Regions from separate parts of the Homo sapiens genome. Here region 1 is linked to region 2. A link is an interaction called in ENCODE POLR2A ChIA-PET data of the cell type or tissue named here. Cell type or tissue: CD4-positive, alpha-beta T cell. All regions are shown on one strand. Each heading gives the region's core, and the rest is flanking DNA. Links, peaks and the distances in the headings are about the cores only.

Region 1 (11,668 bases), core at 3,669-11,668, 61 kb after region 2:
ACTTTTTTCCCTTTTGATTATAGGTCACATTTCTTGCTTCAACAAGTGCTTTGTAATTTGTAATTATATTTCAGACATTGTGTATAGATGAACAGGAGAGTCTAAAGTATTAATAATAGAGTCTATATTACATATAGTATACCACATACTATATAATATTTCTATTATAGAATATAATAGAAATAATATAATATAATAAGATATAATATAATATAATAGAAAGCCACCATACTCACACAAAAGGAAGTAGAAAGTAGGAAGTAAGAAATATATATACTATATAATATAAATAAATACTATATAATTTCTACTATATAGTATATATGTATATATACTATATATACACCATATAATATGCATATAATATACATGCATTACTTAATCTATATATCATATATTATATATTATTTCTTATATATTATATATCATATATTATATAATTATATTACAATTATATATAATACATATATAGTAATATAGTCTAAAGTATAATTACTCACTGAAGTGAGAGGCTGAGTCAACTTATTCTGTGGTTGAGTTGAGTTGAGTCTCAGCTCTAGTGACAGCCAGTTCACTATGGACTTCAAATGTTTTGAGGGTTGGATCCCTGCAGCAGGATTCGGGATCTGAATTCCAGCAAGTCTTCTGAACCACAGCTGATCGCGCTCTGCTTTGGCTTTTGGGTCCACTGAGTTCGGCTTTCCCTCTGGGGTGATGTCTCTTCATTCCACTTCTCTGGCCATGTCCTCTCGCTGGCATCTGCCTTGCCCTTGGTGACATCCTGGAACACACCAAGGACATATCTCAGCTCTCCTGATTTGCCTCCACCATAGCCATACATTTGGAGGTAAAGGTGGGAATTGTGACTGGGATCCACGGGCTACAAATCTGTCATGTTGGCCTCTACATGACTATTAAAAGTTGATTACACTTTGGCAGGCTGAGGCAGGCAGATCACGGGGTCAAGAGATAGAGACCATCCTGGCTAACACGGTGAAACCCCATCTGTACTAAAATATACAAAAAGTTAGCCGGATGTGGTGGCACGCACCTGTGGTCCCAGCTACTCGGGAGGTTGAGGCAGGAGAATTGCTTAAACCCAGGAGGCAGAGGTTGCAGTGAGCCGAGACTGTGCCACTGCACTCCAGCCTGAGTGACAGAGTGAGACTCCATCTCAAAAAAAAAATAAAAAATAAAAAAGTTGATTATAGTTTGGCTTGTTTCTTTGTACCCCTATCCATGCTGGGTTTACCCCTCCTCTCACCACCCTCCAGTCATGAGTCTCTTCTGTCCTAGGAAGGGCTTGCAAATTTATGTCCTCAGCTCTCTGATGGATTTTAAAAGAGGTGATTTTGTAACTTATGTAGCTTGTTTTTGTTTGGGGGAAAGAAAATCAAAGTGATGGTCTCTTGTAATTTTCTGCATCCTAACTGATAGCAAAAATCCATTCTAACCAGAAGCAGATGTTCTAATAAGCAGTGATTAAGTGAATGTATGTTCCTTCTGCCCGGGCAGCTCCTGAGCCTCTTGTCTATCTGGAAGATGCTCCCTCAGCCTCCACATCTTCCTCCTTGAAGTCTTTCCCAATTTCCCCATAGCCTTGGGCACTTCTTATACTAGTCTCCTCTGTTCTTTGATCCTGCCTACATTAAAGCTATTTTTCTCAAAATATCATAATTGTTTTCATGTCTGTCTTCTCTGTTGAACTTTGAGTTCCTTGACAGCAAAAACCCTGTAGTTAATAAATTGTATACATATATACACATGCACCCAAATGCACACACACACGTGCATATATGTACTATATACATATACATACATTATCCACAGAATACACTCATCACTAAACCAAAATGTGCTTACTCAACAATTAACACGTGATTTCCATCTTTTGTGATCAAGTCCTCATGCCCTGTCTGACACATGGTAAGCGTGCAATACGTGTTTGTGGCGTTCATGAATAAATAAATAAAAGAGCAAACTCCTGCCTCTGTCCTGAAGCTTCATCGCCATTAGACATAGTTACTGCTGGCTCACGTGATCTTTTACTTTCTGCTTCGTTGGGAGGGGACTGAGTGAGTGGACAAGTGTTTATGTGCATATGCAAATTTAAAATTCAGCCTGATTATTCTAAGTTTGGGGTGTTTGCTTTGAAGTTACATTTTTGGCACCAAGAGCCAGTGTCCAGAGGTGGCACTAGGCAGAGGATTTGGAAATCTGCCCAAAGCTGGCCCATGGTTGGTTAAATCTACCCCTGACAGGAAACAGGGCTTTGAGAACTGAGCTGCTGTACCAGGAAATGGTCTTGAGCAAGTTTGGTGCTCTCTGTTTCTATTCTTAGAATTTCAGATCCAGGGCAGGATAAGGACATCAAGGGCATCTATTACAACTCTTTAACCAAATCAGATGCTTGAAAGTCCTCATATGTCTCCTCCGTCCCCAGAATCCTTCTTTCCAACACAAATGTTCAATTATGCATGAGACTGGAGTCAGACAGAGTTCCAATCTCATCTCTTAAACTCTCTGAGCCTCTGTTTTCCTATCTGTTAAATGAGTATACTAATGCCTACCACCCAGGATTATTTTGAGCACTCAGTGAAATCCTGTTTGCAACGTGTGAGCACCAGGTTTCTTCTCTTTCCTGGCATCTTCTACCCACCTCTGTGTGAGCATCTTTCCATCACCATCGGGAAAAGTCACCACTCTGGCCGAAAGGCAGAGTCAAGGCACAGTAGGGTGTTCGCTTTCTCCTTCTCCTTCTCCATCATCTCCAAAGTTGCACTCAGTCCAAGCCACCCTCAGCAGGGCAGGGCCTAGGGAAAGAAGAGGTGGGAGAGATTCATCACCAGGGCTGCTGGGAGCTTAGAGGTGACCACGGAGAAAGAAAGGAAGAGAGAGAAAGCAGACGGGAACAGGGAGCCACAGTACTCACACAGAAGGAAGCTGAAACAATGCTGCCCAGCAGAGGCCACAGACAGCCCCTGCCCCTGCCCTGGGCCTGGAGAACTGTGCCCAAGATCAGCTGTGCCTTCATGCAGCCAGGCCAGGCATACCAAGGTGGATGAATAAGTGGGCCAATTGCTGAAAGCATGGCCAGTAAAGACAGATTAACACAGTTTGATCATAAGAGAGAGATATTAGTCTGTTCTCACGTTGCTCTAAAGAACTACCTGAAACTGGGTAATTTATAAAGAAAAGAGGTTTAATTGACTCACATTTCTGCAGGCTGCACAGGAGGCATGGCTAGGGAGACCTCAGGAGACCTACAATCATAGCAGAAGGCAAAGTGGAAGCTGGCACGTCTTCCACGGCCAGAACAGGAGGAATAGAGCGAAGGAGAGGGTGCTACACACTTTTAGACAACCAGATCACTCACTATCATGAGAAGAGCAAGAAGAAAACCTGTCCCCAGGATCCACTCACTTCCCACCAGGCTTCTCCTCCAACACTGGGGATTACAATTTCTCATGAGATTTGGGTGGGGACACACATACAAACCATACCAAGAGGATTTCAGCGCAGCCACATGTCCATTTTTTTCATCTTTTTATCAGTGGGGAAGCAGGAATAAATGAATATGGCAGAGAATGTGAGGGAGTGAGAGCAGAAACTACAAGTGGAGAGTCCTGACCTCTCAACTTGGCAAGTATCATAATAATAAAGCCTGAACTTGGATTTATGAAACACCTACTAGGTGCCGGTCACATACAGACAGAATCTCCATTCTTCACATCAAGGTAGGTAGTATGCCCACAGTACAGATGAAAACACGTGTCGGTCATAACACTCCAGGATTTGCTCCTAGGAGTGTCTGATGCCACAAGGCAAACTCTTTTTACTAGATCAATCTGCCTGATCTTCAATCAGGTAAGCTTGGGTGGGTTAATACCTGTTCCAGTAACCAGGTATCTCTTTCCAAAGTCTTGTGGATGTCCCTATAGGATTGAATGTGACACGGAGGGGAGGAAAGTCAGGAAGAAGGGAGACGCGGGAGGGAGAGAGAGGGAGGGAAGACAGAGACAGAACACACATGGGTGTTTCTCTCCTTTCATAGTAATGGATAGTAATTCTGAGAAAGTTCCCTTTGCAGGATTCAGGCTATGTTTGGGAGTTTGTTTTCCCACTCTCTGCAAGAAAGTTAATCAATTTTAGAACCAGCCCCTTCTGTGCCAAGATGACAACTGGGAGAAAAGGGATTGGTTTTTTAGCTGCTGGGTTTGCTGGGCAGCCCCCCTCCCACTTCCATGGGGCCACTTATTGACATTGAAATATCTCGACAATAAGCAGCTATTGATGGCTCCTGAGGTCAATACCAAGATTCATTGACCCAGGCTGCAAATATGGAAGGCGGTGAGTCCAAGGTCACTATTACCTGAAGCGATGCAAAATAAATCTTGATAAGAACCAAAAATAGAAATCAATATGCATACTGTGGTATGCATTGCATTACCTCTCTCCAGCAGGAGGCTATTTTAGGAGGTTTCAGGGCTCTTCTGCCATCAGAAGCTGAGCTCAGGACTGGAGAGGAAGTAGGAATAGAAAATGATCCTTCTCTGGTTGCCCCAGTCAAGGAGAATGAGCAACCTACACCACCGGTAGGGATCAGCCTGGTCTCCACAGAGAACCTCAGCACCTCCGGTCACTCTTCCAACCTGGAGAAAGAGCAGAGTGAATTTCCAAACCGTATGTGCCATGATGGGTGAGGCAAGGTGGCCATTTCTTCAAAGCATACTTTAGTGAACAGTGCCAGGAGAAGCACCTTTGGGGTAATTAACATGACCTTCACCTTTTGGGGAAACTTCTGCTTCCAAAGAGGATGTAACCTGGTGAGGAAGGGGAGACCCAGGGCTCAACCAACTACTAAACCCAGGGTCGAGCAGGATTCACTGATACAGCTGGCTACCTAGTGACATATGCCTGCCTTTCACAAAGATTTCAAAGGGCTAAGTTGCCGTGATGTGACATATCCTCTCCTTTCAAGGCTATTTTTTTATAATTATTTGTTTAAGCTTAATTAACTTCTTTTCCAGTTACAAAAGAAATTCGTGTTCTTTGTAGAAAATGTCAAGCCTATTTATGATGATCCTTTTAATCTCACCCAGAGTGTTCATGCTGTCTGAAAAAGTGAGGAGAGTATGAGTTTTGAATTCAGACAGATCTGAGTTCTAGTTCCAGTTTTGCAATTTAATAGGCATATGGTCTCAGGCAAGTAAAGGAGTAATTTTCTGCTGCCCTTTTCTCACAATATAAACCTTCTTTGTGAAGTTGATGTAAAGCTTAGAAAAGGATTTATGTAAAGTCCCCAGCAAAATACTAATAGAGTAAACAAATGTCTGACAATTTTGATCATGAAACACACATTCACATAAAAATAAGTAACTTAAGAAACAGAAATGGGAACATAACTACTAAAGTAAAGATGATTCTTAAAATTGTAAGATAATATATACAACTTTATTCTAACAAATTTTAAATTCAGCAAGAAATAGATGACTCCTTAAGAAAAAGTACATGATCAAAATTGATTAAAGGAGAGGTATCAAATCAAGGTCTTAATGAATCAAGAACCAGTCAGAACGTAGAAATCATGCTAGGTATTTCAAACCAGGGGAGTTTAATACAGGAATTGGTTACATAGGTGATCATAGAGCGGAGAAACCCATTAGGGTTGCTTAGCAACAGTAGAAAGCTGTAAGAACAAAGGGTGGAGGCACTTATATCAGAGACCAGTTCAGTGGGAACTGGGCCCATTGGGGCAGGGGCTGAGAACAGTGACTGGAGCCACAAAAGCAATGCAGGTGCTGTCAGCTATCTAAAATGGGGGCTGGAGGACAGGAAGGGAATGTCTTTGCTTCTCACCACTTTCTTTCCTCCATTTTTGAGCCAGTGCCTCCCATTGGCCAACCCACCTGGAAGCCTGAGGGTAAACAAGCCTGAAAATGCAGTTCTCTGAGATACAGAGCAAAGCAGGGCAAAGGCAGGGAATGAAGCTGATGGCAAACAGGACTATGGCTCAAGGTCATGATTGTAGGGAGTTCATGAACAAGTTCTACTAAATCTTCAAGGAAGAGTTTTTTCCCATGATATAGAAACTATTCAGGAGCATAGGAAATGAACATGTTTCACATTAATTCTATGAAGTACCATGACCTGGTACCAAACCCAGAATGGCATAAAAAAGCAAGCAAACACCTAAGAGCCAACCTCATTAATAAAAATGAGAGGTGAAAGGCCAGGCATGGTGGCTCACACCTATAATCTCTGCACTTTGGGAGGCCAAAGCAGGAGGATCACTTGGACCCAGGAGTGCGAGGCTGCAGTGAACTATGATTATGCCACTGCACTCCAGCCTGGGTGACAGAGCAAGATACTGTCTCTAAATGTATATATACATCAAATTCTTTAGTGTATTAAAAGAATAATACAATATACTCAAGTTTAATTTGTTTTAGGAATTAAAGGTTGGTTTGACATTGGGAAATGTATTAATGTAATTTTTTACATTAACAAATTAAGGGAATAAGCATTCTGATCATTTCAATGGGTATTGAAGAGAAATTTGATAAAACACAACACACTTTCTCACTAAAAACACAAAACCTTGGCAGTTATGAAGAGGTTTCCTTTTGCAAAAGGTAAGGCTGTGGTAGAGAGTAATTTTTCCCCCTGTTCTCAGGAGGAAGAATGAATCAGCTTTGTAACCAGCTTCATCTGACGGCTTAGATGGCCACTAGAAGGGAAGGTGCTGTGATTTGAACGATGTTGTCCCCTACAACATTCATATTGAAACTGAATCCCCAATGCCACAGTATAGTAAAAACCTGTGGCTTTTGGGAGGCAATTGAGACATAAGGGCTCCATTTTCAAAAATGGGATTAGCCTTTTAGAAAATGGCTCAAGGGTGAAGAGAACATTCCCTTGGTCTTCTGACTTCCACCACTAGTAAGGACACAGCAACAAGGTGCCATCTTGGAAGCAGATGTCAATGCCAGCAGCTTGGTCTTGGACTTCCCAACCTCCAGAACTATAAGAAATAAATTTATGTTCCTTATAAATTATCCAGTCTCAGATATTTTGTCATAGCAGCACAAAAATACTAAGACAGAGGTTTGAGCTTATCAGCTGGTCTCTTAGGCAAACCTCTCTTATTTTCACTGAGTTGCTTACTGACATTGAACCATCTCGATAATAAAAGATTGACAGGATAGAAAAAAAATTTTTCAACCTGGTGAACCTTCCTTCATACTATAGCAAGGTAATCACAAATATCATTCTTAATGGTCGCATATTAAAATCATTCCCACTAAAAGCAGTTTCAATAAAAGTTTAAACACTATCACCTCTACCATTTAACACTGGAGTGGAGGCATGAGGCCAATGCATTAAAGAAATGAAGCAAAACAAGGTCAAATATTGGTAAAGGAGAGACCAAACTGTTGCTACTTGCACACAATATGATTATCAGCCTGGACAATACAGGAGAATTAACCACAAAGCTATTAGAACAAATCAAGTTAAGTTACATTTAAAGTCACCATACAAAATCCAATAGCTTTTCTATTCACCAGCAATAACCAATTAGAAAATCTAATGGAAAAATAGTTGCTATTCACAATTGCAACAGAAACTATAAAATACTCAGACAAACCTAATAAAATATATATGAAAAAATGTATAAAACTTCACAGAAGAGCACCAAAAAAAAAAAACTTAGATGATAATATTCCACTGGGGAAGGCTCAAGTTTGAAAGTACAGTAATTCTCTTTATATTGATATATAAATATAAAATGGCCACAATTAAAACTCAGACAAGAGATTTTTAACTTAATGAGCTGATTCTAAAATCCATATGGAAAAAAGCAATGCCCAAAAATGGCTGACAAATTTTTGAAAAAGAAGTACAATGAATAAGGTCTTGCTCTATAGGCAGCAAAACATACTATACAGATATTTGTTAAGATAACATAGCTATGATGCAGAAATAGACAATCAGATCAAATAACCAGAATAAAGAACAGAAACAGATACATTATAATTAGCTGTGGTTTCCATGCAGTGGAATTGATCACTAAAACTTATGTCTCTAGTGTAAATGAAACATCGTACCCTTTGATCAACCTCTCCCTTCTCTGCGTTCTTCCCTACCCAACCCCAGCCCTAGTGCGCAGTAACCACTTGTCTACTCTCTGTTAGTATGAGATCAATTTTTTTAGATCCCACATATCCATGAAATCATACAGTGCTTGTCTTTCTGTGCTTGGCTTATAGTCTGCTCTGGCGAGGAGGGTATGAGACTTCCACGTGCTGAAGCAGGAGACTGGGCTCAACCTCCACTTCCCGGGTTCAAGCGATTCTCCCACCTCAGCCTCCCAAGTAGCTGCAACTACAGGCGCATGCCACCACACCAGGCTAATTTTTGTATTTTTAGTAGAAATGAGGTTTCACCATGTTAGCCAGGATGGTCTCGATCTCCTGACCTCATGATCTGCCCGCCTCAGCCTTCCAAAGTGCTGGGATTACAGGCATGAGCCACTGTGCCCGGCCCAAATTACTTTTAAATATACAGATGCTCCTCACCTTATGATGGGGCTACATCTTGATAAATCTTAGGTAAGCTTCAATCTTAGGTTGAAAATATCGTAAGTAGGAAATGCATTTATTGCACCTAATCTACCAAACACCCCTAGCCTACTTCAAATGTGCTCAGAACACTGACATTAGCCTACAGTTAGACAAAATCATCTAACACGAAGCCTATTTTATAATAAAGTATGTAATATCTCATGTAATGTATTGAATACTGCACTGAACATGAAAAACAGAATGGTTGCATGGGCACTGAAAGCATGGTTTCTACTGAATGAGTATCACTTTGGCACCATCGTACAGCTCCAGGAGATAAGGACCTCACTGCCAAAGAGATCCTCTGACTTTCACACTTTGCTCTGAATTGGTGATTAATAAACTTGGGCCCGCCATTTCTTTCTTTGCTGCACTAGTGTCTCTCAGAAACAGCCTCTCAATTCCATAATCCTTATAATTACTGTCTCTGCTATAATGCTCCAATGCCAGAAATATTGCAAAAGCCAGTACATCCCCTTCCAACTGTAAGCTGTCACAGAAATTGTATCGCTACCAAATGCCAGGAGCTATCATTTCTCCTTCTATCACCAGTGTTGAGTTTCTCATTGCCAGCGGGTTATCCAACTGCAGACTCCCGTTCTTAGCATTTGCTTCTCCTGGCACCAACTGTCTTATGTCAGGGTCCTTAGAAGAGTGGTTCTCAAAGTGTGGTCCCTGGACCAGCATCATCAGCATCAACTTGCTAGAAATGCAAATTATGGACCCTTTCCTAGACCCACTGAAACAGGCAGTGGAGGGGAAGCCCAGCGATGTGTGCTTTAACAAACCCTATTGGTGTTTCTTTTCTTTCTTTTTTGAGACAGGGTCTTGCTCTGTTGTCCAGACTGGAGTGCAGTTGCCCAAGTATGGGTCGCTGCAGCCTTTACATCCCAGTCTCAAGTGATTCTCCCGCCTTAACCCGCCAAGTAGCGGGGACTAAAGACACATGCACCATGCCTGGAAAATTTCTTTGTTTCATTTTTTGTGGGAACAAGTTCTCCCTATGTTGCCCAGGCTTGTCTCAAACTCCTGGGCTCAAGCAATTCTCCCACCTCAGCCTCCCAAAGTGCTGGGATTACAGGTGTGAGCCACCACACCTGGACGGTGATTCTCATACATGAGAAAGATAAAGAACCATCACCCTCAAAGCGGAGCCTGAGATGAGAATTCTGGTGCAGGAGAGTTCTTAAAGGAATCCTCCCAGGAGGAAGACGAGAGGACATGAGGAACACAGAATAAGTCAGGAAAAGCAGCGAGGCAAAGATGCGGGCTCTGCTGATGTCCTCCCACAGCCCACAGTGAGCTCTGGAGCATGAATGGTACCACAAAGCTGTCCCCGCTTGAGACAATAAGGCCAGCCTTGTACACCTGCATCAGTCAGCCATTGGCTAAAGCAACCCCTGCCATGCGGGGCTAAGGGAAGTTTCCAGACATCTCCAGCTGAGGCCACTCTAGTGGCCATGGGCAATTCTCTGAGGAAGGGCAGCTGTGACCTTTCAGCCACCAACACTTGCAGCCCCTGGGGGATGGGCACAAGCTCCCGCAAAGGCCCATGTATCTGGTTGGGGTCCTAGCAGCATCTACGCCAAAGTGCCCAGAGCTTGTTGATGTTCTTTGCAGCAGGAAAACACAGCAAGGCAGCCTGCGGTCATGGAAAATGCCCTGGACAAAAAGTCAAATGACTGGGATTTGAGCCCAGCACCAAACTACAGTTCTGTGGCCTTATCTTTGGCCTCAGTTCCCATGTTTATAACAAGGGGCTGACACTGCTACTATGCTTGTGAACGTCAAATTAGGTAATATATGTAAAACTGCATTAGAAACTTGAAATCATAAAAGAATATTATATATTTTATGCTTTCCGTTGAGCAGAAAAATAAATACGTAATTTACCTTTGGTGATAAGGATTTATGACAGAGGTATAATTCCTAGATCACCGGGTTGAGCATTTTCGCCTTAACTAGATATTGCCAAATTGCTCTCTAAAACGATTATGTCAATTGTCACTCCCACCATCAGCAGCATATGAAAGGTCCCATTGCCTCGCCACCTGGCCGGTTCTCTCTCATTTGCTTTGGCCAGTCTAATGGGTCAGAGAGACATGGACAGAGGGGACGCACATTCAAGTACATTCTTTCCAGCCTTTTTGTCAAAGATAACACTGGAGATAAGCCAGATGTACCTCATTAAGGGGATGAATAAATCAATTGCGATGTATTCCTACAGTGGATTGCCATATAACAGTTACAATGGATGAACTAATTTATAATATATATGCATCCACACATATATATAACAACACTGAGTGGAAAACATTAGTTGTACAATATTATGTAGCACAGAATTCCATTTACATATTTTTTAAAAGCACGTAAAACCATACCATATATTGTTTATGGATACGCACGTTTGTCATAAAAATATTAAAAGTATGAACTGAATACACACCAAACTCAGACAGTAGTTACTTAGGGGGAAGGAAGGGGGATAGGTCTGGGGAGGGAAGCACAGAAGACTATAATGTTTCCTCTAAATTTATTTTCCTTAACGAAAGAGAGAATGATCATCAAAAAAATATGAAAAGGGGCCGGGCATGGTGGCTCACGCCTGTAATCCCAGTACTTTGGGAGGCCGAGGCGGGCGGATCACCTGAGGTCAGGAGTTCAAGACCAGCTAGACCAACATGGCAAAACTCCATCTACACTAAAAATACAAAAATTAGCTGGGCATGGTGGCACATGCCTGTAATCTCAGCTACTCGGGAGGCTGAGGCAGGAGAATTGCTTGAACCCCAGAGGTGGAGGTTGCAGTGAGCTGAGATCATGCCATTGCACTCCAGCCCGGCAACAGAGGGAGACTCTGTCTCAAAAAAAAAAGAAAGGAAAAGATGCTTAACATTTGTTGATCTGGCAGAGTGGACCCATGGCTTCTTGCATTTGTTGTCCTTTTTTTTTTTTTTTTTCATTTTAATTATTGTTTTAACTGCCTAGGGCAGTTTCTTCAGAGGGGGACCGAGGGTGTGGCTGCCATCTCACTTCATTTG
Region 2 (15,804 bases), core at 4,561-12,560:
TGAAAAAGGACTATAACCCAGTCTTTTAAAGCCTAATCTCCTAGCACTTTTGCTGTATTCAGTTCATTAGAAGCAACTCAGTGGGTCTGGCTCACACTGGAGGAGAGAGGATGACACAAGGACATGAATCTCAGGAGGGTGCTTCTTTGGAGGCCATATCAGAAGCTGCCTTCCACAGTGGGTATCTACATGTCTAGCTCTTGCTGCTTCACAGTAGAAGTGATGGAGTTCTCTAGGATCCCACAGTGGAGTGACAAGAGAGATAAGTAAACCACAATTGTGTACTGAGCGTATATGTTACGGTACAGCAGGCCACAAAGAATGTGGGCATCATTGACTATATTCTATGGGAATGCACAGGATGGTTCCTAACCCAAACATGCAGGGAAGGCTTCCTGGAGGAAGTGATGGGCAGGGACTTCCTCTGTCCTAGGACCTGCCATAACCCTGATAACTCCATGAATATGGCAATAACCTGGGGCTGCCTTCATAGGAACTGCTTCTGGATTGGGGAACCTGAAGGGCCAATTAGAGATGACTACAGAACTCCTAGACAGGAAGAAGTGAGAACAGAGAAACAGAGGGAGGGAAGAGAAAAGAATGGCCTCTTCAGTGACCTACAAACATCTTGCAAATGCTATGGGACATGGTGAAGAGATGGAAATTTTAGAGCGCACCCTTCATGCAGTGTATTAGCCAGGGTAGACCAGCTGCTATAACAAACATCTCCCAAATGTACTATGGTTTAACACTATACAGGTTTAATTTCTTGCAGTAATAGCCTAAAGTGAGCTAGCTGGGATGTTCCACTCCTCCCAGTCTTTTGGGGACAAGGCACCTCCTTTCTAGTATCTCGGTAGTCTTCTAGGGCTGGAGAGTCCTCCACTGCATCAACTGCATCTGGGTGGGCTACCAGAGAAGGCAGAGAGAGCCTTTTAGGGCCCAGCCCTGGAAATTGCAGCAACCCTTCTGCCCAGATTCCATGGGTCAGAGTTCAGTCTCCTGGACCCACCTAACTGGGGGAGGGTAGGGAGGCACAGAAATGCAGACCAAAGCGGAAGAGACCAGGCATATCTGTGAAACATTCCCTGGCTTCTGCCCCATGCAGGTGTCATATAATAGACGAATGGTCAGGGATGGAGCTGGGCCCTTCCCAGCCTAGGTCCTCCTTCCCCCTGCTGCCCACCCCTTCTGCCCCCACCATGAAATGTTCTTTCCCAGTGCCTCCCCCAGATTTCTCTGGCCATCTTCCCCCAAGTCTATAGGCAAATTCTTGGGTTCCTGAATGGCCCTCTCTCATGTGATGTCTTCTCGAGCACCTCTTACTCGCCTCATGAAATCTTCTTTGCAGGCAAAGAGTTTGTCTCACTGTCCCACAAGCAGAATACATCAAACACTGGTCTTGAAGTGCAAAACCCAACTTCAAGTCTAGCCACTGCACTTTTCTTTAGACTTCTAGGTCTTGGTTTATTAAATGGGTGATAGGAAGGGGACGGGGAGATTTGAGCTAAGTGATCTCTAACATCCTTCCAGTGCGTCTCACATGAACTAACTCAAGCCTTGATTTTCACCAGATGTTCTCACTCATGCAGCTGTTTTCTGGGGCTGCAGTGCCCTTCCCCACCCAAATCACACACTTTTGAGTTTCCACACATCTGTCACTTGCCCATCCACCACCTACACCCCCATGCCCCTGCCACCAAAGAGAGAAGCCGCCATTCAGGGAAAGCTGGGGTTGGGTCATTCTCTGCACATGACTACACTGTCAGACACTAAACCAACACTGCTCAATAGAATTTTCTGTGATAAGGGAATTGTTCAGTAATCAGTGCTGCCCAATATACCAGCCACAAACCACGTGTGACTACTGAGCACTTGAAATGCGACTTGTGTGACCGAAGCACTGAAATGTGTCACTGTACTTCATCTCCATTACTATACCTTTGACCTTAATAGCCACACATGGCCCATGGCTGCCATATTGGGCAGCACAGTGCTAGAAATGAAGTCTAGAGCTTCGCCCGCTGACTTGTGTCAGAGGCTCTTTCTCTTAGTTGTTGGAACTCCAGTAGAAGCTCAGTATGATGGGGGTAACTGAAACCTTCCCTGGGGTCGATAACTAACACTGTGCTTCTCAAGCATTTCAGTGCATGTAAGTCATCTTATTAAAAAATACAAAAAGAATTAGCCAGATGTGATGGTGCACACCTGTAATCCCAGCTACTCAGGATGCTGAGGCAGGAGAATCCCTTGAACCCAAGAATTGGAGGTTGTGGTGAGCTGAGATTGCACCACTGTACTCCAGCCTGGGTGACAGAGTGATACATCTCAAAAAAAAATTAAATTAAGAAAAGAAAAAGGCAGACTCTGGCCAGGCCTGATGGCTTGCGCCTGTAATCCCAGAACTTTGGGAAGCTGAGGATGGAGGATCGCTTGAGGCCAGGAGTTTGACACCAGCCTGGGCAACATGGTGAGACCCTGTCTCTACTAAAAATCCAAAAAATTAGCTGGGCATGGTGGCATGCACCTGTAGTCTCAGCTACTCAGGAGGCTGAGGCAGGAGAATCGCTTGAGCCCAGGACGTGGACGTTGCAGTGAGCCGAGATCACGCTGCTGCACTCCAGCCTAGGCGACAGAGCCAGACCCTATCTCATAATAATTTTTTGAAAAAGCAGGTATCTGATACCCTAAATCTGGGGTCGGTCTGAGGTTCTGCATTTCCTACAGGGTTTCCAGGTGGTGACAGTTCTGCTGGCCCATGGACCCCACTTTCAGCAGCAGGGCACTGCAGTGTCCCTTCCTTCCCCAGCAGGCAAACAGTCCAACTTCCTTCCACCCGGCTCCTTCATGCCATTGGCTCACGCCTCCATCTTCTGCATTATTCCATATATCCCTTTGAAGGAAGAGATGCCTGAACCCTCAGCTCCCACTCCCCCGGAGCCCTTAGACCAGGCTGAAATCATGGGAGAAGGGCCTCACGGGTCCCGCCCTCAGCCGCACTTAGATGCACAGCACCAGCTGGGACGTTTAATAACCATTAGAGCAGCCTCACCTGCTCAGCACCGGCCCACTGGCCCCAGAGGACCTCTGACTTGCTTGCTCTCCAGGCTGCAGGAAAGAACATCCACAGGAGAGCTCTAGAGCCTTCCACTGGAAAGGTCTATTCAGAGCTGCACAGTACCTGGCTGTAGGCTCTGGAAAGCACTGGTTCAGCCATGAGATTGAGCCCAAAAGGCTGAGATACGAGTCCCAGATCTCTTTTCCTGCAACACATAAAGCAGCCTTCTCAGCAGGTTATACACACCAACTTATCTCACCCTCATCACATGGTGTGAAAAGTGCTTCTATCAGCTCCTCTTACAAATGGGAAAACTGAGGCACAAGGCGGTTGAGAAAGTGATCTGAAGGCCACATAGCTTGTAAGTGGCAGAGCCCAGAATCCAACCCAGGCAGCCAACGCAGCCCACTTACCTGCTGCGAGTGCTGACCCGCCCTGCCTTACCTGTTAAAACGGAGATCCCAATGGTGTCAGCCTCACTTGCTGCCCAGGGAGACTGAGATGTGGAAAGCCTTGTGTCCACCGCACTAGAGAAATATTGGCTATTGTGGATGGGGTTCGGGAAGGTCTGTGGGTGGTGTTTCCAGGGAGCAAGTGCGCCCTTTCTCCTCCACACACACCCAGGTGTACACACACCTCCATGACGCACACCTGACGCCCTCCTGGGAACAGGGCCTGTCAGGCTCATTATGGCTGCACCCTGGTGCTTGGTGCTAAGTTCTCCCTGTCTCTGAAGGGAGCCTGCAGTACTCACTGATCCACATACACATACCTTCCTCCCTCCCTCCCTCCCTCTCTTCTCTGGACACACCTCCATTCAAGAACTTTCGGGCTGATCCAGGTTGATACTGTCCCTGTTAATGGGCAGTGATGGTTCCTTGGGCCACCCAGCCTTCACTCCTGTTCTTGAGCTTTAGGACGCATCATCCTCCCCATGTCCCCTGTGAACCTGACCCCACTCCTGACTCCCAGAGCACAGGACTGGTCCATGGATGCCCATGTGACTCAGTCAGGCACAAACTTGGCTTTTATTGGTTGAGGAAGAGAAGCTCGCTCTTTCTCCCAGGGCCGAAGCTGTGGGCCACCATCTTGCCCCAATTGCCTGAGCAGGGACCAATGCAGAAAGAAGCAGAGCTGAGAAATCCAGAGACCAAATCTCGATCTCACCATCACGCCCCGGGTTCGGCCAGACATGGGTATTTCAGTAAAGGGAACCAATGAGAGACATGACTGCCGACATGGGTATTTCAGTAAAGGGAACCAATGAGAGACATGACTGCCGACATGGGTATTTCAGTAAAGGGAACCAATGAGAGACATGCCTGCTGACGTGGGTATTTCAGTAAAGGGAACCAATGAGAGGCATGCCTGCCGACATGGGTACTTCAGTAAAGGGAACCAATGAGAGACATGACTGCCGACATGGGTATTTCAGTAAAGGGAACCAATGAGAGACATGACTGCCGACGTGGGTATTTCAGTAAAGGGAACCAATGAGAGACATGACTGCCGACATGGGTATTTCAGTAAAGGGAACCAATGAGAGACATGACTGCCGACATGGGTATTTCAGTAAAGGGAACCAATGAGAGACATGACTGCCGACGTGGGTATTTCAGTAAAGGGAACCAATGAGAGGCATGCCTGCCGACATGGGTACTTCAGTAAAGGGAACCAATGAGAGACATGCCTGCTGACGTGGGTACTTCAGTAAAGGGAACCAATGAGAGGCATGCCTGCCGACATGGGTACTTCAGTAAAGGGAACCAATGAGAGACATGCCTGCTGACATGGATATTTTAGTAAAGGGAACCAATGAGAGGCATGCCCGCCCTTTTTGTCTTCATGAAGCCATTTTGAGGTACATCTTCTCTCACTTCTGGCCAGTAGATCTGACACAGCCCTTTGCCTCCTTGACCCTCTATGAGCTCCCCTCCCAACCCCACACACCACCCTGTCCCACAGCTGGACTCTTACAGGGAGGCAGGCCGGCTCTGCTCCAGCCTGAGAGGCCCAGGTTTGTCACAGTTCAGCGGGCACCAAGAAGGGGGTGCCTGCTGCCCTTCTGCTGCCATCTGGCAGCAGCCGGGCTTGGCCACCCACCACCAGGAGCTAATTCTGCAGTTCTCAAAGAGAGAGAGCAAGGACGGCGCCCCTGGCATGGCTGCTCATAGCCCAGGCTACCCTCCACATGCCTTGCCTTGGCCTGGGGTACCCTGGTAGAGAGCCATGACCCCAGAACACCGTGCACTTAGCAGGCTAGGTCTTGCCCCTGTCCAGGACCTTAATGAAGACAGAGCTGCCATATTGATGGGGTACTGGGACATCTACTCCAGACCCTCAGACTACAAGTCAATAGCCTGCAGCTTTCTCTGCTCATGTTGTCAGGAGCACAAATAAATGTGCAAAGCTGTCATATGTTCCAACACCCATCCTGCATCCCCAAGGCCTGGATGATGATTCACAGCCCTGGATGGTGAAGGGTGCATGGGACACCACCCTCACAGCAGCTTCCTTAGCCTCATCAGGGCTAAAACCCACTTTTTCCGGGAGCTGGCCTAGCTTAGCCCAACTCTGCCCAAGTGTGTCAGATTCAGGGACAGTCCAGCATAGGGCCTCCAAAAGAGACAGCAGCCTACCAATCCTAGTTTGTCACTTACCAGCAGTGGGACCTTATTAATGGGCTTCCCTGGTCATCAGCATCCTCTTCTGTAAGACGGGGCCCTAGTGCACCTGCCCAAGCACAAGACAAACCAAAGTGATGGGTGAAATTATTGAGCCACCACAAGGGTGAGGGAGATGATGGTTGTTATCAATATGATTATATGATTATCAGACATCATCATCTGCAATTGCTGTCACTGGGTAGGGCCTCCAGGGTCTCTGCCTCCCGCAATATGCACAGACCCTTCATCACAGACGTGCATATGCACACGCACACACATACACTCCAAGTTACATCAGCATTCATTCCCAGTTTGCCTAAAGCAGATTTTTCACCTGAAAATTCAGGATTCCTTGCCAGGTCCCTCTTTCTGGCCTGGCATGCAGGGACCCTGCCCTTTTTCTGCTGTCAGAGACACATGTCTGCAAAGCCAAGCTAGTTTAGGAAAGGAAATTTGTTGTAAATTGGAATCCTAATGCATTCCAAATGAGGTGATTTTTGCATTATTGGCTGTGTAGATAGAACTGTGCCACCGCCTCCCTCCATGGGGTCGGGAAGGGCAGGAGTACAGCTATTGTTCCGCGTTGGATGCTGGGTTTGAGTCCGTCGCAGAATCACAGTCCGGAATCTCAGAGTCGAGAGGCAGCTTTAAGGTCATTGCATCCCTAGCAGCTCTCACAGAGGCTGCTCCGGGCAGCCTGATTCCCCTAGGCCCCGGCTCCTGAAGGCCTGGCCCAGGGCTCTTCATGCAATTTTCCAGGTTCCTTGGACTGTATCTGTTTGGTCCTGAGAGTCTCCTGCCTAGTTCTTTCAACAGGGATGCTCACAACAGGACTCCACAGCCAGTGCTGTGTGTGCCCTCTGTCCCATGCCCCACAGCGCCTGCAGCAGCTAGATCCAGGTCTCGTCCATCCATGGTGACATCGGCCAAGACCAGAGCTGGAACATCCTTCCCCTCCCAGCAAGCCTGAGTGTCCAGAAAGCCCCTTTCCCTCAGGGATCTTTGGCTGGGCTCTAAGATCTCAGAAGTCTCTCCCATGTGTGACTATCTGAATTTTGTCAACACCCTCATAGCTGCAAAAAATCCCAAAGTGGGCACAGCAGGGAAGAAGCTATTGGAAGGAAGCATTTCCTGGGACCTGCCCCAGAAGGGAAGTGGGGACTGCTGGACAGGCCAGCTCCACGCCCTCTCCAGCCTCCCTCTCCTAGCACTGCTGAGCAGGACGTTGATTTTAAGGGAAGGACGTTGATTTTAAGAGCTACCCATTCCAGTGGCAATTAAAAGGCTCTGGCAGTGGCACGGGGCTTGTGCTGAGAGCTGGGAAGAGGCTTAATTAATTGCTCTAGTCCCTGGGAGCCTCATCAGCTCAGCCAGGAGCTCCATCGCTCTGTACTCTCACACCTGATAGAGCCTTGGCAGGCGAAGCCAGAGGGGACACAGGGCTGAGGAAGGGACTGAACCCTAGGCAGGAGAAGGATCTGCTTTTGCTCAGCGCCCCATAGCACACCCACCAAATTACACCCACCCCTACACACACATCTGGCACACACAGATGCACCTTCTCATACAAAACTAGAGGGCCTGTGGGCATGGGGATCCTATATTCCTGTTTGCCTGGGACACCTCCCATTTTACCTGTTATTGTGATGTAATCATTAATAGTACCTTTCCTAGTTTAGAGGATAATTTACCTGATCACCTACTTGAGGGGAGCTTAGGAGAGTGAGAGGGATAGGAGCAGATTGGAGAGATGCTACCGAGGATGGAGACATCAGTCCTATTTGCTTTGTTCTCTGTCCAGATCCTGTATCCTGGACAGAGGCCCCCTGGGAGTGGCTACTGAAGATTGCTATATCCTTCTCAACTCAGATGAGGATTCCCCATGTCAAATTCAGGAACACGAATCACGTGATACTCTGCTTCAAAACCTCACAGTATGGCAAAAACCCTTAGCTTTTAGGCAGGGTGAATGATTATATCTGCTATTATAAATCACAAAGACCTTTCTTATCGAGGTATCTGCATATCTGCTGCATGGTTATTGGTGTCAGGGAATCAGTTTTAAACTGTAAGTCCCCAGGGAAGATGTGGAAAGCATGTTGCATCTTGGGTGTCAGCTCTGGATCTCGGCATTCGTGGCTGCCTGCTGTATTGGAGTATGAAGAAGGATTCTGAGGCTGTGTCCCAGTTGAACATAGGAATATCATGAATTACATCTGCTTGGGCCACGGGAGATGAATTAGTGAAATCCTTGACTGGTATCTGTCAGTCTCGTCCCAGAGGGTATCAGAAGTCTCAGGGTGTCTCTCGCTGCAGAGCCTTGGCCTAGTGCCCTGCTTGAATGAACGTTTGGGAATGACCCTGGGAACACTCTGCATTGCCTACAGGGCTCTCCCTCCAACTGCAGTACAGTCTCACTGCAAAGAGGGCACATTGTTGGCTGCCTGTCATTGGGAAGAAAATTGGACAAGTCTGGGACCAAGAGATAGCTTGGGTGGGCAAGATACCTTCTCAGAATAGCATCAGCCCTTGAAGAAATGGTCTGCCCCTGCCTGGTACCAGGCACAGCTGTGATACATCCAGAAAGATACATGGACATCCTGCCCCTCTCTTCTTCCTGTCTTCCTCCATCAGACCTCAGCCTCCAGCTTCTCAGGCAGGACAGCAGGGAGGCTGCCTCTCCCTCTTACTCTCAGAACCTTACCGTGGCCTGCTTATTAAAAGAATTCCACCCTTAAGGAATGCCTAATGTAAATGATGAGTGAATGTGTGCGGCAAACCAACATGGCCCATGTATACCTATGTAACAAACGTGCACGTTGTGCACACATACCCTAGAACTTAAAGTATAATAATAATAATAAAAAGAATTCCACCCTTAGACAGAGAGGCAGCAATGCAGAAGCTTTCTTGGCTCCACAGTCAGAGCTGCCACTTCTGTGGCAGGTGTTTCTTTGAGGTCTGTTTGGTCTCTTCAGTCACAACCACCCACCTCAGACAGGATGTTGTCTGTTCTAGGGTATCAGAGGAAGTATTTGCAAACAGGCCCATCTGTTCAAATGAGAACCAGGCTTCTCTCCCAAGCCTCACAAGGTCGCAAAGCCTGCGGTGTCAGAAGCTCTGCCGAATCCTTTATCATGTGTCTTTCCAGCCAGCGGCTGATGAGAGATCGTGTGTGAGAGATCATGTTGATTTGAAATTCAGCTGGTCCAGAAGGGGCCGGTCCTCCCTGTTGGCCATTTCAGGTCAGCTCCATAAAGGATGCAGAGGATGGGTTTTCATGATGGAAACACACGGCTGATATTTGCAAAGCTAGTTCATCCAGGAACATGAGTACAGGGTGAGTTTTTGGGGAGTGGGTGAGGTACAGGTGGCGATTAAGTCACTGTGGTGTGACTCCCATGTTGTCACAAAAAGATTGACCTTCCTGGCTGGGCACAGTGGTTCACGCCTGTAATCCCAGCACTTTGGGAGGCCAAGTGGGGTAGATCACGAGGTCAGGAGATCAAGACCAGCCTGGCCAACATGGTGAAACTCCGTCTCTACTAAAAATACAAAAAATTAGCCGGGCGGGGTGGCGGGCACCTGTATTCCCAGCTACTCGGGAGGCTAAGGCAGGAGAGTCACTTGAACCTGAGAAGTGGAGGTTGCAGTGAGCCGAGATCACGTCACTGCACTCCAGCCTGGGCAACAGAGTGAGACTCTGTCTCAAAAAATATATAAAAATAATTAAAAAAAATAAAAAAAGGCCAGGCACGGTGGCTCATGCCTGTAATCCTAGCACTTTGGGAGGCTGAGGTGGGCAGATCACGAGATCAGGAGTTTGAGACCAGCCTGACCAACATGGTGAAACCCCATCTCTACTAAAAATACAAAAAATTAGCCAGGTGTGGTGGTGCATGCCTGTAATCCCAGCTACTCAGGAGGCCGAGGCAGGAGAATCACTTGAACCCAGGAGGCGAAGATTGCAGTGAGCCAAGATCATGCCATTGCACTCCAGCCTGGGCAACAGAGCAAGACTCTGTCTCAAAAAAAAAAAAAAAAATTGACCTTCCTGATTCTATGACTGAACCTTGGCTGATGTCATGATTACCCAGAAAACAATCCCACTGGCTGAATTATGAAGTTAAAGAATCCGAACCCCAGAAGTTCCACTTCGCCAGTGACAACAGCCAATGAATGAACCATGTCCACAAACCACGCTGAAGCTAAGCCTCCGGACCGACTGCTCCACTTTTCCCTTAGATTTTGTCTCAGTGTAGTCCTATATGATGTCAAAATAGCTACCTAGGTTCAGCCCAAATCTCTGACTCTGGAATATGGAGGTTTAAATGGCTTAAAATGTTCCTGTATGGAGGCAGAAGAAAGAGACAGAGGAACCCTTCCCTTCAGCAACTGTGGGGTTGCTTCTTATAAAGGGCCGATTTTGTGCACTTTTTCCGAATTTGAGGCACGTTCAAAGCTGATTCCAAGTAAAACTATTGAGCAGTTCCACTTTTAATGTATTTGTCCCACAGGTTCTTGGTACCTGTTTGAACTGCCCTAAAAACAATCCCTAAACCCATAGACCTTTGCTGTCACTGGTCTTAGTTCAGGTTCACCCAAAAGCAGGTCCTGGGAGAAGGATCCAGTACACCTTTAGGAGATACAAGACCACAGTCAGGGAGGCGGGAGGGGACACAGGGAGGACAGGCAGCAGGGGAGGAGGAGGAGGAGCAGGGGATCAAGCCAGCACCCACGCTGGCAGCTGGAGCTTAGTCCTCCGGGGTCCTCTGGTGACCTGTAGAACAGATGCCTCCAAGTCCTCCCTGCTGAGGGCAAGGTAGCTGGGGTATTTATACACCCAATCCCCTCAGCCACCAGCTGAGTAGGCTGCTCTGGGGGAGGGTATTCATTTCCCCTCTTCTGACAAAGCAAACTTTTACAGCTTTAGAAAAAGCCCTCAGGCAAAGAGATGCAGACACTGGCAGGTGGAGTCAACAGGAGACCATGGAAGCCACCAGGCCCCGTCTAGCGCAAGCCACAGCACATTCTAGCTCAGAGCCCAAGGTTACCTTCCTGTCCTGTGCACAGGAGACAGGAGATTCAGCACCAGCGCTGGGCCTCAAGGCCTGCAGTGGCTGTTGTCTCGGGGCCCAGGGCTGGTGTCAGCCATACCAGCAGGTGGCTACGGCGGGTGACAGCCACATCGCTGCCTTCTTCCTCCTTGTGTGCCCTGTTCTATCCTAGAAGGTGGAAGCCTCAGGACACACTTACAGGAGCCTCTTTGCTCGGTCCCAATGCCTCTACCCTTTCCTGCTGCCACCTGGACCACAGAAGGCACAGCCAGGCCTGGGGCAATAATATGCTCCTAGAAACATCTTGGAAGTCCTTAAATCCATGACCAAAACACAAGTGCCCTACGGCTGGAGACAATCAAGAGTGATTACAAAAGGGCCACTGTGTCCTTTTCTTTCTGGCAGCAGCTGTTCCTGTCATGTGGTCTGAAGAAGTCCAGATGTGTTTGTGCAGGGTGCGGAGCCAGGCCCTCCCAGGAGCAGGGATGAAAGAGCGGCGGCCGGAGCAGCTGGTACACAAAAGAGGCTGGTGCAAACCAGACCCGGGGCGGGAGGCCTCGCAAGCCGCTGAGTGGGCTGGGATGTTTCTATGGACAAGGAGCCGGCGCCGCGCACAGCACGGCAAAGAGGCAGCAGCATCCACAGGCCTGGGGGCCCAGGGCTGGTGCTGAATTGCCTGACTCCCACGCCCAGGGTGGGAAGGTCACCTTGGGCTCTGAGTGGCAGTGTGCTGTGGTTTGCACTAGGCGGGGAACCCTGCAAGGACAGGCATTTTCTCCCAGCAGCAACTGGCCTTGAGCAAAAAGGCTTGTGCAAAAAGCCTGGCTGCTGCATTTGCAGCACAGAGGTCAGTGCAAATGGTGCATCAGCCGAGGAAGAAAGGCCGACGCAGGGGTCACAAAAAGACAGGGCACATCACAGCACCGGTCAGGAACTGTGAGGCGGGGGAGGCGGGGGGGGCACGTGAGAGTCCCCTGGGACAACCGTCAAGTGCTACAGTTATGGGACAGAAGTGGCTTCCCCCAAACCTGTTTCTCTCCCAGGCTCCTCTGCCTCAGTAAACAGCAACTCACTCCCCAGTTCTCAAGCTGGAAACCCTCGAATCATCCTCCACTCCTCTCTGTCTCCCACACCCCTCGCTCTAAAAGCTCTACTTTCAAAATGCATCTACAGTCCAGTCACCTCCAGCCACTTCCTCTGTTGCCACCACAGTCCAAGCTGCCGTCGTCTCTGCCTGTGTATAAACATGGACTTGCCCTCCGTCCTCTCTCAGCTGTTCTCTGACTGAAGTCTCTTCCTTGCACTCCTCTGCACTTGACCCTATGCACTTGACCTATGCACGTGCGCCTTCGACGATGATCTCTTTCTCTTTCTCCCCAGTGGAATATGGACTTTGCCTCTTTGGCTCTTCTGCTTGCCCAGTGCTTTGAACAGTGCCTGGCACAAGGTGAGTATTTGTTGAATTCATTCCAGCTGAAGACTCCAGACCCCGCAGGTGTCACTCTGCTATAGGTTTGTCTTGTCCCCTTGCTCAAGGGTCCTGAAGCAACTCCTAATATTTACCCCACAGGGGGAATGAGAAAGAAGCAGTCTTATCCTAGAATGCTGGAAGAAATACTCAACAATGATAAGCAATATGGGGGTAGGAACACTGGCACTGCACCATCTCTGTCTAATCCTCAGGGGGTCTAGCCTACACCATTGTACTATCTCTGTCTAATCCTCAGGGGGTCTAGCCTGTGCCACTGCACTATCTCTGTCTAATCCTCAGGTGGTCTAGCCTATGCCACTGTACTAGCTCTGTCTAATCCTCAGGTGGTCTAGCCTATGCCACTGCACTATCTCTGTCTAATCCTCAGGTGGTCTAGCTTGTGCCACTGCACTATCTCTGTCTAATCCTCTGGGGGTCTAGCCTAGTGCAGCTACTCCAGACACTTGCTGAGATGAATTGAGTGAACAGCCTCCCTTCCTGGTAGCCCAGGCTGGCTTCTCCCTCCTGCCTAGGGGTTTATCCTCTGTGTTCTCTTAGCTCCCTGAACGTTTTTCTAAATTAATGCATGTGACACGGTCTTAAGTATGACTCCTCTGACGCTAGCAGTGAGACTTTATTCTTGGTATCCCTGAGTCCGCCTGGTATTACTAAGTCCGTATTCTGACACATGACAGCTGCTCAATAATGTCAAATGGTGAATGAATGAATGAGTGAGTGAGTGAAAAAGTAAAAGCAAGATGGTGAACCCTAAACCAAAGTTAGCTGAAACCTCCTATAACCAGCAGGGACAACTACCACCCAAAGATGGTAGGATTAGATGATCCATCGGAAAGACAATCCCTGCCCAGGCTAATGGGAGAGGCAGATGCCCACATAAGAGATGCATGTGGATACGTCCAACAGCCACATCACAACACATGCATAGCTGTAGGCAGCAGCTCAGAACCAGCAGGTGACAGGCAGGCCAGAGCCATCCAGTAAGGCTCCCTGAGCCCTGGCAGGTCCAATCCAGGCAGAGCCCTAACTCTGTTCAATTGCAATCTGTGTTTATGGGCCCATAATCAAATGGAAACTGAAAGTTTCTCATGAGAATCATCTGTCAAAATTGCGTGGTGTCCAGGCCCAGCGCTGGGAGGCTGGGTTGTAAATTCTAAGCTCCGCTCCAGCTCTGCTCCATCTCTAGGGACATATGGGTCATTTTTCAACCCAGCCTCAATCCGAGGAACTCGATCTTCGATCAAACACTATGTCTAACAGGCTGGGTATTTGGGATACTGAATGTCCCCTGTGGGATCGGTGGGGGGAGGGGGGAGGTGGGAAAAGTGATCACGGGAGGAGAGTCCATGAGCCAAGCTCACCTATCCTACAAGCTGAGCTGCTTGCATAGCCACCTGCCTCCTGGACCCCACCTGGCAGCTGCCCTTCCCTGAGCAGACACCTCCAGGCTCCCACCACAGCCCGTGGCAACTACAGAACGCTGGACCAAAGGACCTGTAACAGAACCACCTCTTTTAAAAACCTGGTTTTCCTAATTACAAAGGAGCTCAATGTAGTAAAAGTGGAAAACCAAAAAGCACAAGAAAAAGAAAAATTGCTCATAATTCTCTACCCTGGAGGAAACCTCTTTAACATTTTTGCTGCAGAGATTTCTAGCCTTCTTTCCCTCTCCTCCCAGTCCTTTTTCTTTATAAACACACGTACCATTGTACATACTATTTTCTAGCCTGCTTTCCCTATCATTCATGCCCCCCTCCCCTGATACTAGTCCATTATGACCATTCTGCCACGTCACTATCTTTCTTACAGCACGGTTTTTAATAGCCACATTCATTTTCTTGGTCAGTCCCTTTTATTGAATAATTAGTTGGTTTCCGTTTCTCCGATAGCATAGAAGATTCTGAGAAGAACATATTGTACATAGATCTTTGTACAAATCGGAGTCTTTCCTTAAGATAAATTCGTAGGAGTAAAATTGTGCAGGCGGTCAAAGAATCTGTACACTTTAAAAAGTCATTTGATACTTTCTACACTGTCTCTCACTGTGTTTTCATGTCTTTAGAAATAGCCAACTATGAGCCAGGCGTGGTGGCTCACGCCTGTAATCCTAGCATTTTGGGAGGCCAAGGTGGTCGGATCACTTGAGGTCAGGAGTTTGAGACCAGCCTGGACAACATGGTGAAGCCCCGTCTCTACTAAAAATACAAAAAAATAGGGCCGGGCGCAGTGGCTCATGCCTGTAATCCCAGCACTTTGGGAAGCTGAGGTGGGCAGATCACTTAAGGCCAGGAGTTCGAGACCAGCCTGGCCAACATAGTGAAACTCTGTCTCAAAAGAAAAGAAAAGAAAAGAAAAGAAAAGAAAAGAAAAGGAATAGCCAACTATTGGGGGGATAATCTTAACTGGTAACCACCTTTGAGTAATAGCAGAGTAAGGAAACTTTGTATCTGCCACTAACAGGACCAGACGGTTCCTCTCTCTGCTTCCACTGGTTCATAGTTCCGCTTCCCCAGAGTCACAGTTCATCTCCTCTGGCTACAGCTCTGGAGACATGGTATGGTTTAGAGTAGAGGTTCCTCTTAGAAAATCAACTCTGAGCCCCCAAACTCCTTCTGACAGTGTTGGGTCTTTAGAATTTATTTAAAAGGTAACACGGTACCTGCTCTTGGTTTGTGAAGACTTTCACCTGAACATGGTTACTTAATTGGGTGACCTGGTGTGGGGAGTGGTCTGATGGAGTATGAAGGTAGGGAAGACGAGTCAGCTGGCTTAGCGGGGGAAGAACAGCAACGTAACAGCAATTAGAAGGGTTAAGAAGAGCAATTAGATGAGAAAGGTTTTGAATTGCCTGGGACCAGAGGGAATGGAGAAATGTCTTTTCCGTTGCTGAGCTCTGTGAAAGCTTGCATGCACACGTGGGCAATGACAGCTTAGAGTCAACCCGGGTGGCCCATTTAAATGCACCTAAAGAGTCACGAGGCGCAGGGAGGCAGAACAAGGCCCATTGCTATTTATCATCCATTCCTTGTACGAACTCACAGAGACAACCTCTGAGCCTCCCACGCAGAATGTTCCCTTGAAGAAAACACATCAGGGCACCCAGGGGCAGGGTCAACCTTTGGGAAAATTGTAAATAGAGACAAAATTGTCTTTGGGGGTCCTTCCGCCTCCCTGGCAGTGGCTTTCTTCCCTCCTGGTCTCCCCACCCTCCAGAAGTACACCACCAATTACCTGCTGCTGCTCTCAACAGACAGCTGGCAAGGCGAGAAGAACACGGGCTTTCGGCCGGAGGGATCTGCATCTTACCTCACTGTGCAATCTGGGGAAATTACTAAACCTTTCTGATCTTGTTTTTGCATCTGTACAATGGGGGGAAATGCTGGCTTGATTTCTTCTTGTTGTGAAGTGAGATGGCTAATATATTCAAAAGTACCAGGCCAGGCGCAGTGGCTCACTCCTGTAATCCCAGCACTCTGGGAGGCGGAGGCAGTCAGATCACTTGAGATCAGGAGTTCGAGATCAGCTTGGCCAACA

Evidence for each region. Peaks named below come from ENCODE experiments on the same cell type or tissue, not always from the same donor. Only the 100,000 strongest peaks of a DNase experiment are listed, where the experiment ranks them.
Region 1: POLR2A ChIA-PET joins it to region 2 with 7 read pairs; 3 of 35 experiments call an interaction of 5 or more read pairs at or near these places.

What each region holds. Positions count from the first base shown.
Region 1 is chr17:73,657,955-73,669,622 of GRCh38, reverse strand. No RefSeq gene overlaps it. Among named protein-coding and RNA genes, the nearest start is that of SDK2, 19 kb to the right of the region's middle. In CD4-positive, alpha-beta T cell, for the core only: no CTCF peak of the experiment used is centred there; no DNase peak of the experiment used is centred there.
Region 2 is chr17:73,715,347-73,731,150 of GRCh38, reverse strand. No RefSeq gene overlaps it. Among named protein-coding and RNA genes, the nearest start is that of LINC02092, 64 kb to the left of the region's middle. In CD4-positive, alpha-beta T cell, for the core only: no CTCF peak of the experiment used is centred there; a DNase peak (open chromatin) is centred at 8,740; H3K4me3 peaks cover 575 bases; H3K27ac peaks cover 2,261 bases.